2 separate regions of the Mus musculus genome follow, and region 2 is linked to region 1. Evidence: chromatin loops called from intact Hi-C (ENCODE). Cell type or tissue: heart. All regions are shown on one strand.

Region 1 (5,000 bases):
TCAATCCAAGAGCTCATGGATTTTTTTTTTTTTTTTAAATCAATGCTCTGCTCATTCGATTTATAAAAACAGCCACGCTCTTCAGTTTGGGAATCTACTGAAGGCTGCAACTAACTGCATGTAGCCACCAGGTTCAAGGCAGAGTGTGTGAGATTTACAAAAATAATCATGTTGACAAAAGTCGCACCCCAAGTCAGCCCTTTACACGCCCTGAAGGCAAGAAACTTTCTAAAAGGGGAATCGAAGCAGGCCCTAGAGGACAGGTAAGGCTCTACTGACAAGGCAGACTAAGGCCACTGTGGCCAATATTCGGTCGACGCCCCACAGAAAGCCAAGCTCACCACACCCTTCATCTCCCACCCCTCGCGGGTCTCTCACAGTCCCGCCATCCCTGCCCTCCCCTGCGTCTCGCCAGGGACCTCCTCACTCCTTAGTCCAGGGTTTCGCCGCCAGGATTTCTTGTTGTTGTTTTTTGTCATATTTGTAGATTTCATCGATACTCTGCGCTTCCTGCATGTTGTTGGCCAATTCCCAGGTTTTCTGGGCCATACCACTCCCGGAAGCTGCCATGGCCGAGGCACCGGAGAAGCTGTCGCTCCACAATCAAGATGCAACTTTCTTCTACTGGGCCTCAGCGTGCGGGCTTTGGACCTTCCCCACCAGGGTGCACACTCACTAGACTCTCAAGGCAGCCATGACACTTGAGACCGGAGGTGACGTTGGTCCAGACCATTCGCGCGCTGGGGCGCGGCGGCGGCGCAGCGACATAGAAAACACTTCCTTAGGGTTGGCTCGGCTCGGCTCGGCTAAGATCAGTCTTGCCGGTGAAACGAGAACATGCTGGCTCGGAAATCCGTTCGTGTGAACTGCGAGGGACGCAAAGCCTCGGTGTGGGAATGGTACAGCCTTTCGCGCCGGAAGGCGGGACTATTGGCCTGCCAGGAAGGAGTCGGCCGGCTCGGCTCGTACTGCGCAGACTCAGATGCCACCATATTGTGTGTAGGAGGAAACTTGAGTTTGGGGAATTATGTTTATGTGAGTGTAGGTGCTTCAAACGAAATAAATTGTTTGGAATACTAAATATCTCTAGAGAAACAGAGGTGTAAGTATCTCCGGATTATTGGTTTTGGAGGGGGAAGATCGCGTGACTCTTTTAAGATAATTTGCGGTGTGTTAAGCCTCCGGGGTTTGTGGTTGGCGTTCCGCTTTTGTGTTTTCGCTACTGTTGCGAGGTGGCAAGCAAAAGTTACCGGTTGCTAAGATTAACTTTTTTAGGGACTTTATAGGGTAACATTTTATACAAGTGTTAGGAGCGGTGAATGCCTTAGGCGCTACTTTTTAAAAAAGGTTTGTCTCAGTGCAGATTTAATCTCCGCAACCTGTGCCTTCCAGCAGTTAATGTGAAATTTGTTTCAGTCGTATTTTTAGGTTTTCTTCCCTCACATTCTCATCCCCAATTGCCCACTAGACTGTAAGTTGAAGGCATGCATGAAATTTGTGTTTTATTTAATTCTAATATATTTAATTTTTTTCGTAACACGGTTCTTAAAGACTTCTCCAGCTTCATCATCTTCTTTTAGCTCCCCCAACCCAGTTTTTCATTCTATTAGAACTTTTTTCCTTGGCTTAGTAATATATTAGTTGTTAGGCATTGCTTGAAATGCACTTCTTGACATTTCTGCTTTAGAGCACACAGATTTTAAAAAGCACAGCTCGGAGATGCCTTTCCTTAACTCTTCGTCAGTAACTGCTCCTTCACAGGAATTCGAAGGCTCTGTAGCTGCTTCACCTGGACCCCGGGGTTTTTGCAGTTCTGGAACTATGTAGTCCAGGCTGGCCTCAAACTCGAGAGCTGCCTGCTTGAGTGCTGGGATTCAAGGCGTGCACCACTACTGCCCGTCTGTATCCTCTTCTAATGCAGGTGCTTTTGCCTGGGCTGCAGGAGACCCTGTTTCAAAAAGTCAAGGAGCTGGGCAAACAAAACAGAGCAAGGACATTGCAACATTCTTCTAATTCCAGTACTTGGGAGGTGGAGAATGGAGAATCAAGAGTTCCAACCCCGCTTTCTCCCTGGACTATTGGAGACAAAATAACGAAACCAAAAATAAAAATAGAATCTTCTTAAAGTATAACTTCGGGCACACTAGGGACATTAGAGTACATTAGTATCTTAAGTTCTTTCTGAGAAGCTTGTGTAAGCTTGTTCCAGTGGTCACAATACACAGCCACTCGAAACATACAGAATAACATGTTGAAATGGTAATGAAAGCCCAGGACAGAGAGTTGACCAGACTGCTGGTGCGGACATTCCTTCTCTCACATCCACACTTCGTGACTGGAGACCGTCCTGGGCTTGGATGGCTGGGATTTAGCCTGGGAGTGGTCACATTTCAGGAATCCCTGGGCGCAGCAGCGGGTGCACCGGGTGGCCTCCGGGGCTGCAGGGGGCGCCCTCGGCCGCGCGGCCTCCGCCAGCAGCCCGAGGGGCGGGGCCGCGCCTGGCCGTTGGTGGAGGGCGGGCGGGGGGCTGGGCCTGGGAGGCGGAGTCCTGAGCGGGCGACCGGTTTTTAGGTCCGCGCCGGAGTCGCCGGAACCACGGACTGTGGAGCCCGCTGGGAGCGTGGCTTCTCGCTGGGAGTAAGTCGGTGGGTAGCGGGTGTGGACGGCTGTGCGAAGAGTCGGCGCCCTGGCGCGGGAGGCCGGCCCGGGTCGCTGTAGCCGGGCGGGGGTTCGAGCCTGCCGGGCGGAGCCGGGAAGCTCCGGGGTGTTGTGGGGGCAGGGCTTGAGGCGCGGGTCGCGAGGCGGTGGCCCGGCTTGGCCCCAGGTGCTGGTCTCGAGGCTGCCGGGCTGGGGGCGGTGCCCTGCACGCGCGCTGCAGACTCCCGGGCGGCCTCTGGGCCCGCCGGTTGCCTGACAACGCGTTGACGCTTTCAGAGGCATCTGCCACCCGCTGCGTCTCTGGAGACCTTAGTGGCTCTCCTGCGCCTTCTCTTCTGCTGGCGCATCGCTGCTAAGCCTCGCAGAGTGCTTGCACCCGGAGGGTTGGTTAATGTTTAACACTTTGCAAGTTAAACTTAATCTTCTCCATATCCCTATGAAATCTGTTGCTTTTCTCTCACTGTGGTTGCTTGATGAGAGAACTTTCTCTGCCTTGATAGTGTATCTTTGTGTGGAATTAGAATCTGGTTTGAAAGAAATACGTACTGTGTGTATGTATATACACACACACACACATATATATATACACACACATACATATATATATGTGTATGATGTGTGTGTGTGTGTATCTTAATTTTCTCTCCTCCTACAGAATCCCAGCTGTCAAACTCCGTCATCATGGCTGCAAGTGTCTACGTTTTGAGCCATTTTTTCCAGACCCAAATCAAGTTTTCATTAAATGTTAGCAGTGAGACTCATCTTTTGAGATATATCTGGCTCTGAAGATAATAAGATTAAGAAGCTAACGTAGAAGTTTTGATAAGACTTAGTTTTCAAACAGTTTGTACAGTGTAAGGTCCTAAAAGCAATCAAAACAATTTTATAGCTGGGTGTGGTGGCACATGCCTTTAATCCCACCACTTTGGAGACAGAGGTAAGCAGATCTCTTGAGTTCTAAGCCAACCAGAGTTATATAGTGAGACCCTGCCTCCAGGGGGGAAAGAAAAGAAAAGAAAAAAAGGCTTTATAGAAAGCCAGTTATTCTAAGAAGCTAAGTTTTATGTGGAAGAATGGCTTGTCATGTTGATAAGCAAAAAAGAGCTCCAAAAAAGTAGGGAGACACTTTTTTTTGTTTTGTTTTGTTTTGCCCCCCCTTTTTTTGTGAACTTGCTGGTGTGAAGTATTTGCTGACGTGCTCCCATAGAGAGGCTCTTTCTCTCTGGAATCTCTGGGATGGCCTGGGAGGGGAGCAGATAGGTTCAGATAAGGCAAACAGGAAAGGATGCTTTCAGGACACCTTTTCTTTAGCAAAATTCAGAGTGATTTGTCCAGATTTGGATGGTACTCATAGTCAAATGCTCATGTATATGCTAAGGAGAAGAAGACTGTGAGACCCTTTCTGGCTAGTTCAATGAGAAACTTCATTTTCCCCTCTGTCTTTTATGCCTGCCCTTGTTCTTGTCTACATCTTATTTCTCCCTGAGCATCTGTCCCTAGTCCTTTTTTCTTGTAGTAGAGTCATTTTTTTTTGCAGGTAGCTGCCTCTTTTTTTTTTTTTTTTTGTTTCATTTTAACCTCATACTATAGGTAAGATTTATTATGAATTTTTAATTAGAATTTAATTAAAATTTTTCCCACTTCCTGATGGCAAAGTTCTGTTCTCTTACACTTTTTCCGAAGTCACCCAGTTCAAGCTCCAGTCATATAATTATTTCCCAGCGCCCTCTTACTAAGAAACTCGGGTTGCCATTATTGTGTGTTCTTGATGCGTCCATACATCAGTGCAGTAGTAGTTCATCTAAATTGTTTAACTACAGTATTGCTCCTAATAGCCTTTGGCAAAAGGTCATTACTGGGGAAAAGGCTATTGGTTAATAGATAGTTTATTGTAGTTACTGTTACCTAAGATGAGTTTCAGAAGTTGTAATAATAATTGGTACTAAGTTACTGTTAGGAGGGAATCCTGACATTTTATCCAGCTTCAGGTCTTCCGCATTCATTCAAGTGAACATTGCCCAGCATTTACTTGTGGGTTATCCCTACCTGTGTTCATTTGACCCCATGTTTGTCCTTGTATCTTAAAGTAGTTACGTTCTGTTTTGATGGAGTATATTGAAGATTGACTGCTTAAACTTGGGATCTTTTCTGCCTGCCTCTGTCCTGAGTAGGGAGTAACTGGGATGGCAAGTACTTACCATTTCTGTCTGTTGAAAACACTTACTTACCGCTTAAGTAAACATCTTTGATGTTGTTCAAATTTGATTCTTGAATTTTAACCATGTTTGGAAATTTCTGTTAGCATGTCTTACTAGTTTCAACTTAATGTATGTGAACTAAAC
Region 2 (5,000 bases), 490 kb before region 1:
CAGTGGGAGGAGAGGCCCTTGGTCTTATGAAGATTATATGCCCCAGTACAGGGGAATGCCAGGGCCAGGAAGCAGAAGTGGGTGTGTTCGGGAGTAGGGCAGGGGGAGGGTATAGGGGACTCTCAGGACAGCATTTGAAATGTAAATGAAGAAAATATCTAATAAAGAAAACTGAAATAAAAAAAAAAAGAACTAGTTGCACTGATCAGAGTAATCATTTATTGAAAGATGGTGAAAAGTATTAATTTGATGTCTTTAAACCTTTTTAATCCCTCTTCGGGATGAGGTGGGAACAAAAAACAGGAAACCTCATTTGATGTGAAAGGTCACAAAATTGACACAAAATTATACTAGCTGTTTTTCTGCCCTGAATCTCATTTTTGCCTTTGGGGTTCCAGACCTAACCAAAATGAAATGTAGAAGTGCACCAGAACAAGGGTGAGGAAGGCTACTCTGACTTACAACTTCTGAGTGACTTGAACCCAGGTGGTAAGCAATCAGGATCAAGAATAATCATGAGTCTATTATATGAGTTTGCTTTGGCCACATTCGTGGAAGTTAAATTTTCAGAATTCCCAGAATAGCCTCAAGATATTAGTGAGAGACCTGGCAGCACAGAGAAAAATAAACAACAGGAGTATTTACAAAGCCATGGCCACAACTTCAGGAAACTTCTTGATAGAATCAAGGGAGCTTCTAGAGCCAGAAGACGGTTCGATGAGGCAGGCTGTCACGTAGTCTACAGAGGAATAGGGCATAAGTGTCCTGACCCCACTCTCTTCATCTCTTTTCATCTTGTATCACTGTTTCCTGCTGATCAAAAATCAGCTAGAAACTAGTGCAGCTTACATAGTAGAGAGATGGTCTAGAGAAGCAGATAGAAGAGATCCAGGCTAGGATGAAGTAAGGCCACAGCAGTGGGGAGTGAAAGGGCGCAACATACAGAGACAAGCTATCTAGGCTTTGAACTGATGAGATTTGGATAGGGAAAGTCAAAGATGAATTTGCCATCATCCGAGCAAGTTACTAGACTTGAATGATGACCACATCTCCTGGGACTATTGTCTCTACAGTATTCCCAATGGCAGGGTTCCTTGGGCAGCAAAGACAATGAGGAAGAGGATGAGAGGATGGTGGAAGGAGGAGCAACTTTGGAGGAAGCTTTGTGCTGTGTAGATTTTGACATCTGGTCTAGCACCAAGAGGAAAACAAAGAATTATAGTGGCTCCTGCCTGTAATGCCAGAATTTGGGAGGCAGAGGCAAGGGAATTAATTCCAAGACCATTCTTAGCTATATAGCAAACTTAAACCACATTAAAAACAAAAATGATTTGGATGACTCCATATGCAACTAAGGCTAGCCTTGAACACCTGGCCCTCCTGCCTCTTTCTCTAGAGTGCTGGGATTATACACCATACCCAGTTTAGTCTGCATTTTTTAAATGTCTATTTATGGGGGACGGGGAAGGCAGTGAAGGATGGAGATAACAATGATACCTGTATGAAAGCACCATATTGAAAATAATTACTTTGCATTCTAACCAAAAACTTAGTTTAAAAAATGGAACTGGACACTGGATATTGCATGCCTGAAACACTAATGCTTGAGAGAGAGGTAGGAGAATCAAGAAGTTCTCAGTGGTGGTGCACACCTTTAATCCCAGCACTTGGGAGGCAGAGGAAAGCAGATTTCTGAGTTCGAAGCCAGCCTGGTCTACAGAGTGAGTTCCAGGACAGCCAGGGCTATACAGAGAAACCCTGTCTCAAAAAATAACAAAAAACAAACAAACAAAAAAGAAGTCAAGTTCTCTTTCGATGTACAGGGAGTTCAAGCTCGGCCTCCGGTTCATGTGATCTAAACTAAAAAATAAATAAATCAGTAAAAGTCTACTTATGTGACAAGACAAAAAAACCAACCAAACAAACAAACAAACAAAACACTTTTTTGGATGACATTAGATGAACATGTGCCCATTCTAACACCGGACTGAGGTAAAAACCTATAAAAATAGATGGCAGTAAATAGTAAACTGAGATTTTTAACTCCCTAGGCCACCATGACTACTGAATAAAAACTATTTGGTTTTCACTGGATCTTAGCCTTCCTCCAAGCTTATTAACACATTTACCTTTAAAACACTCCTGGATACTACCAGAGTCTCCATCTTCCACGATTTTTCAGGCCTACACAAATATCACAGGAACAAACAATGGCATGGCCAGAATTGGTGCCCAGGCCACGTACAGACAAACTGCAAGCCCTACTAAGTCGCAAAACAATGCCTAACTTGGACAGGTATCCGTGGGATCTGTCTCCGCTCACACCTAGGGCACAGAGAACGGGCTATAACTCTGGGGAAATAATTTGTCTCGCCCCAAACACCTCTGTAATAGATTTACCCATAGACACTGTGGTGTAGACGCTCCATTCGGAAGCTACAATGCAGGCACTTCCAAGAGTTTGAGCAGCCCGCGTCCTACTGCACTACCTCTGCCCCACAGCATGCTGGGAAACGTAGTCCCAACCAGGTCCTGAGCTGGTTAGCCAACCCTCAGCGCCAGTCGGGCCAACATCCGGTGACGAATCCAAGTCCCGCCTCTAAGCCCATCTGCTGTCCAATGCCGCCCTCTGCCGGTCTTTACCTCCCCGCCTAGCTGTGAGCCGCTTCCAGACAACCCGGAAGTGATCTTTCCTCTTCCGGATTACGGGTCCGGACGTCCGCACGTGGTTGCCGGTTTAGGGTGCTGCTGTAGTGGCGATACGTCCCGCCGCTGTCCCGAAGTGAGGGATCCGAGCCGCAGCGAGAGCCATGGAGGGCCAGCGCGTGGAGGAGCTGCTGGCCAAGGCAGAGCAGGAGGAGGCGGAGAAGCTGCAGCGCATCACGGTGCACAAGGAGCTGGAGCTGGAGTTCGACCTGGGCAACCTGCTGGCTTCGGACCGCAACCCCCCGACCGTGCTGCGCCAGGCCGGGCCGTCGCCGGAGGCCGAGCTGCGGGCCCTGGCGCGGGACAACACGCAGCTGCTCATCAACCAGCTGTGGCGGCTGCCGACCGAGCGCGTGGAGGAGGCGGTGGTCGCGCGCTTGCCGGAGCCCGCCACTCGCCTGCCCCGCGAGAAGCCGCTGCCCCGACCACGGCCGCTCACCCGCTGGCAGCAGTTCGCGCGCCTTAAGGGAATCCGTCCCAAGAAGAAGACCAACCTCGTGTGGGACGAGGCGAGTGGCCAGTGGCGGCGCCGTTGGGGCTACAAGCGCGCCCGGGATGACACTAAAGAATGGCTGATCGAGGTGCCTGGGAGCGCCGACCCCATGGAAGACCAGTTCGCCAAGAGGACTCAGGCCAAGAAAGAACGCGTGGCCAAGAATGAGCTGAACCGTCTGCGGAACCTGGCTCGCGCGCACAAGATGCAGATGCCCAGCTCAGCCGGCCTGCACCCTACTGGACACCAGAGTAAGGAAGAGCTGGGCCGCGCCATGCAAGTGGCCAAGGTTTCCACCGCTTCGGTGGGACGCTTCCAGGAGCGCCTTCCCAAGGAGAAAGCTCCCCGGGGCTCCGGCAAGAAGAGGAAGTTTCAGCCCCTCTTTGGGGACTTCGCAGCCGAGAAAAAGAACCAGTTGGAGCTACTTCGAGTCATGAACAGCAAGAAACCTCGGCTGGACGTGACGAGGGCCACCAACAAGCAGATGAGGGAAGAGGACCAGGAGGAGGCTGCCAAGAGGAGGAAAATGAGCCAGAAAGGCAAGAGGAAAGGGGGCCGGCAAGGACCTTCGGGCAAGAGAAAGGGCGGCCCGCCGGGTCAGGGAGAAAAGAGGAAAGGAGGCTTGGGAAGCAAAAAGCATTCCTGGCCTTCTGCTTTAGCTGGCAAGAAGAAAGGAGTGCCGCCCCAAGGTGGGAAGAGGAGGAAGTAGCGTTCTCCCCTCGGGACCAGTTCTGAAAAGCTGGGACTGTACTAAAAGTTAACTTGGGCGGTATAGGTGGCCGCTGCCCTCAGTGACATTTGACATTAAAAGGACGGGTTTGCCTTCCCTCGAGTCAGTGCTGGACGAGTTAATAGAGACACTGACTGGAAATTGGTGTATTTTGAGAATTATAGAAATGATATAGCCAGAACCAGGAATAAGTTAAGGCCTGCCTTTTTATCTTGACTTTGGATACTGCGTTACAGTAGATTGGTTTCAACATTTTTGCATTATTTTTATAACAAAGCTTGTGTATTTATCAAAGCGGGGAGGGCGGGGGAAAATTATATCTACCTGTGATTTGCAAGTATTGTAAATGGATGCAGGTACCTGGTGTTGCTTTTAACTTTTACTGTCGGTAGAGGTTGCATGTGAAGCCAGTAACCTGGGCACCAATATGGAGTGTGCTTGAGAAAAACAAAGTAGTTACAGTGGTTCTAAAAAAGACCCCTTGTTTTAGGAAAACTTTGGCCCTAACTATAATATTAAAAGTATAGTGCTTTTTGGTGTTGGTTCAGGTGGTGCATTTGGCCAATGGATTGCTTTAAGTCCAGAAATAGTTGTCATTTTGTTTGTAACCGGTGGCTTTTGTTTAATTGGCTTGGGTTTTAGATATTGTCAAAATATCTGGCATTCACTATGGAACCAAGGCTGCCCTGGAACTCAGGGCCAAGTGCTGAGATTATAATCGAGCAGCAGATTTCATGTTTATTTCTGTCCTAGATGTTTTTCCCTGTTTCATTGTCTTATTTTGTTCTTAATAAACTTATCTTTGCATAATTAGTATTTGCATTATTTTTGTAAGTTATTAATAGCAATTCTAGAATTGAGGAAGGGGTGTTTTCTTTAAAGCAAGTTGGTCTGTCAGTTGCTAGCAGTTGGGAATTGGGTTGGAGGTTACTCTTAGTGTGGTTTCAGTTTTATAAGGTTACTTGTAGAAATGCAAGGAAAGCTCAACTTGTCTCTTAACTCATGGAAACACTGGATTGTTAGTGACTTTGGGTAAAGCTCTAACTAGGCTCATCTTTACTGAACTCTTCC

What was found. Hi-C counts contacts between places; a loop is a spot of excess contacts. Peaks named below come from ENCODE experiments on the same cell type or tissue, not always from the same donor. Only the 100,000 strongest peaks of a DNase experiment are listed, where the experiment ranks them.
Region 2: it touches region 1 in a loop (2.9-fold over the local background); 5 of 42 quality-filtered maps call a loop at or near these places.

Annotation. Positions count from the first base shown.
Region 1 is chr1:10,037,243-10,042,242 of GRCm38, forward strand. It overlaps Cops5 (COP9 signalosome subunit 5), which reads right to left and starts at 917. Exons shown (of 8, transcript NM_013715.2): 1 at 428-917. The coding sequence starts at 570. It overlaps Cspp1 (centrosome and spindle pole associated protein 1), which reads left to right and starts at 976. Exons shown (of 30, transcript NM_026493.3): 1 at 976-1,102. In heart, CTCF peaks have their summits at 637, 2,398 (motif pointing right) and 2,597; DNase peaks (open chromatin) are centred at 699, 879, 2,529 and 2,739; H3K4me3 peaks cover 3,670 bases; H3K27ac peaks cover 3,140 bases.
Region 2 is chr1:9,542,714-9,547,713 of GRCm38, forward strand. Rrs1 (ribosome biogenesis regulator 1) reads left to right here and starts at 2,695. Exons shown (of 1, transcript NM_021511.2): 1 at 2,695-4,742. The coding sequence starts at 2,811. The coding sequence ends at 3,908. In heart, a CTCF peak has its summit at 2,635 (motif pointing left); DNase peaks (open chromatin) are centred at 2,598 and 3,308; H3K4me3 peaks cover 3,088 bases; H3K27ac peaks cover 1,716 bases.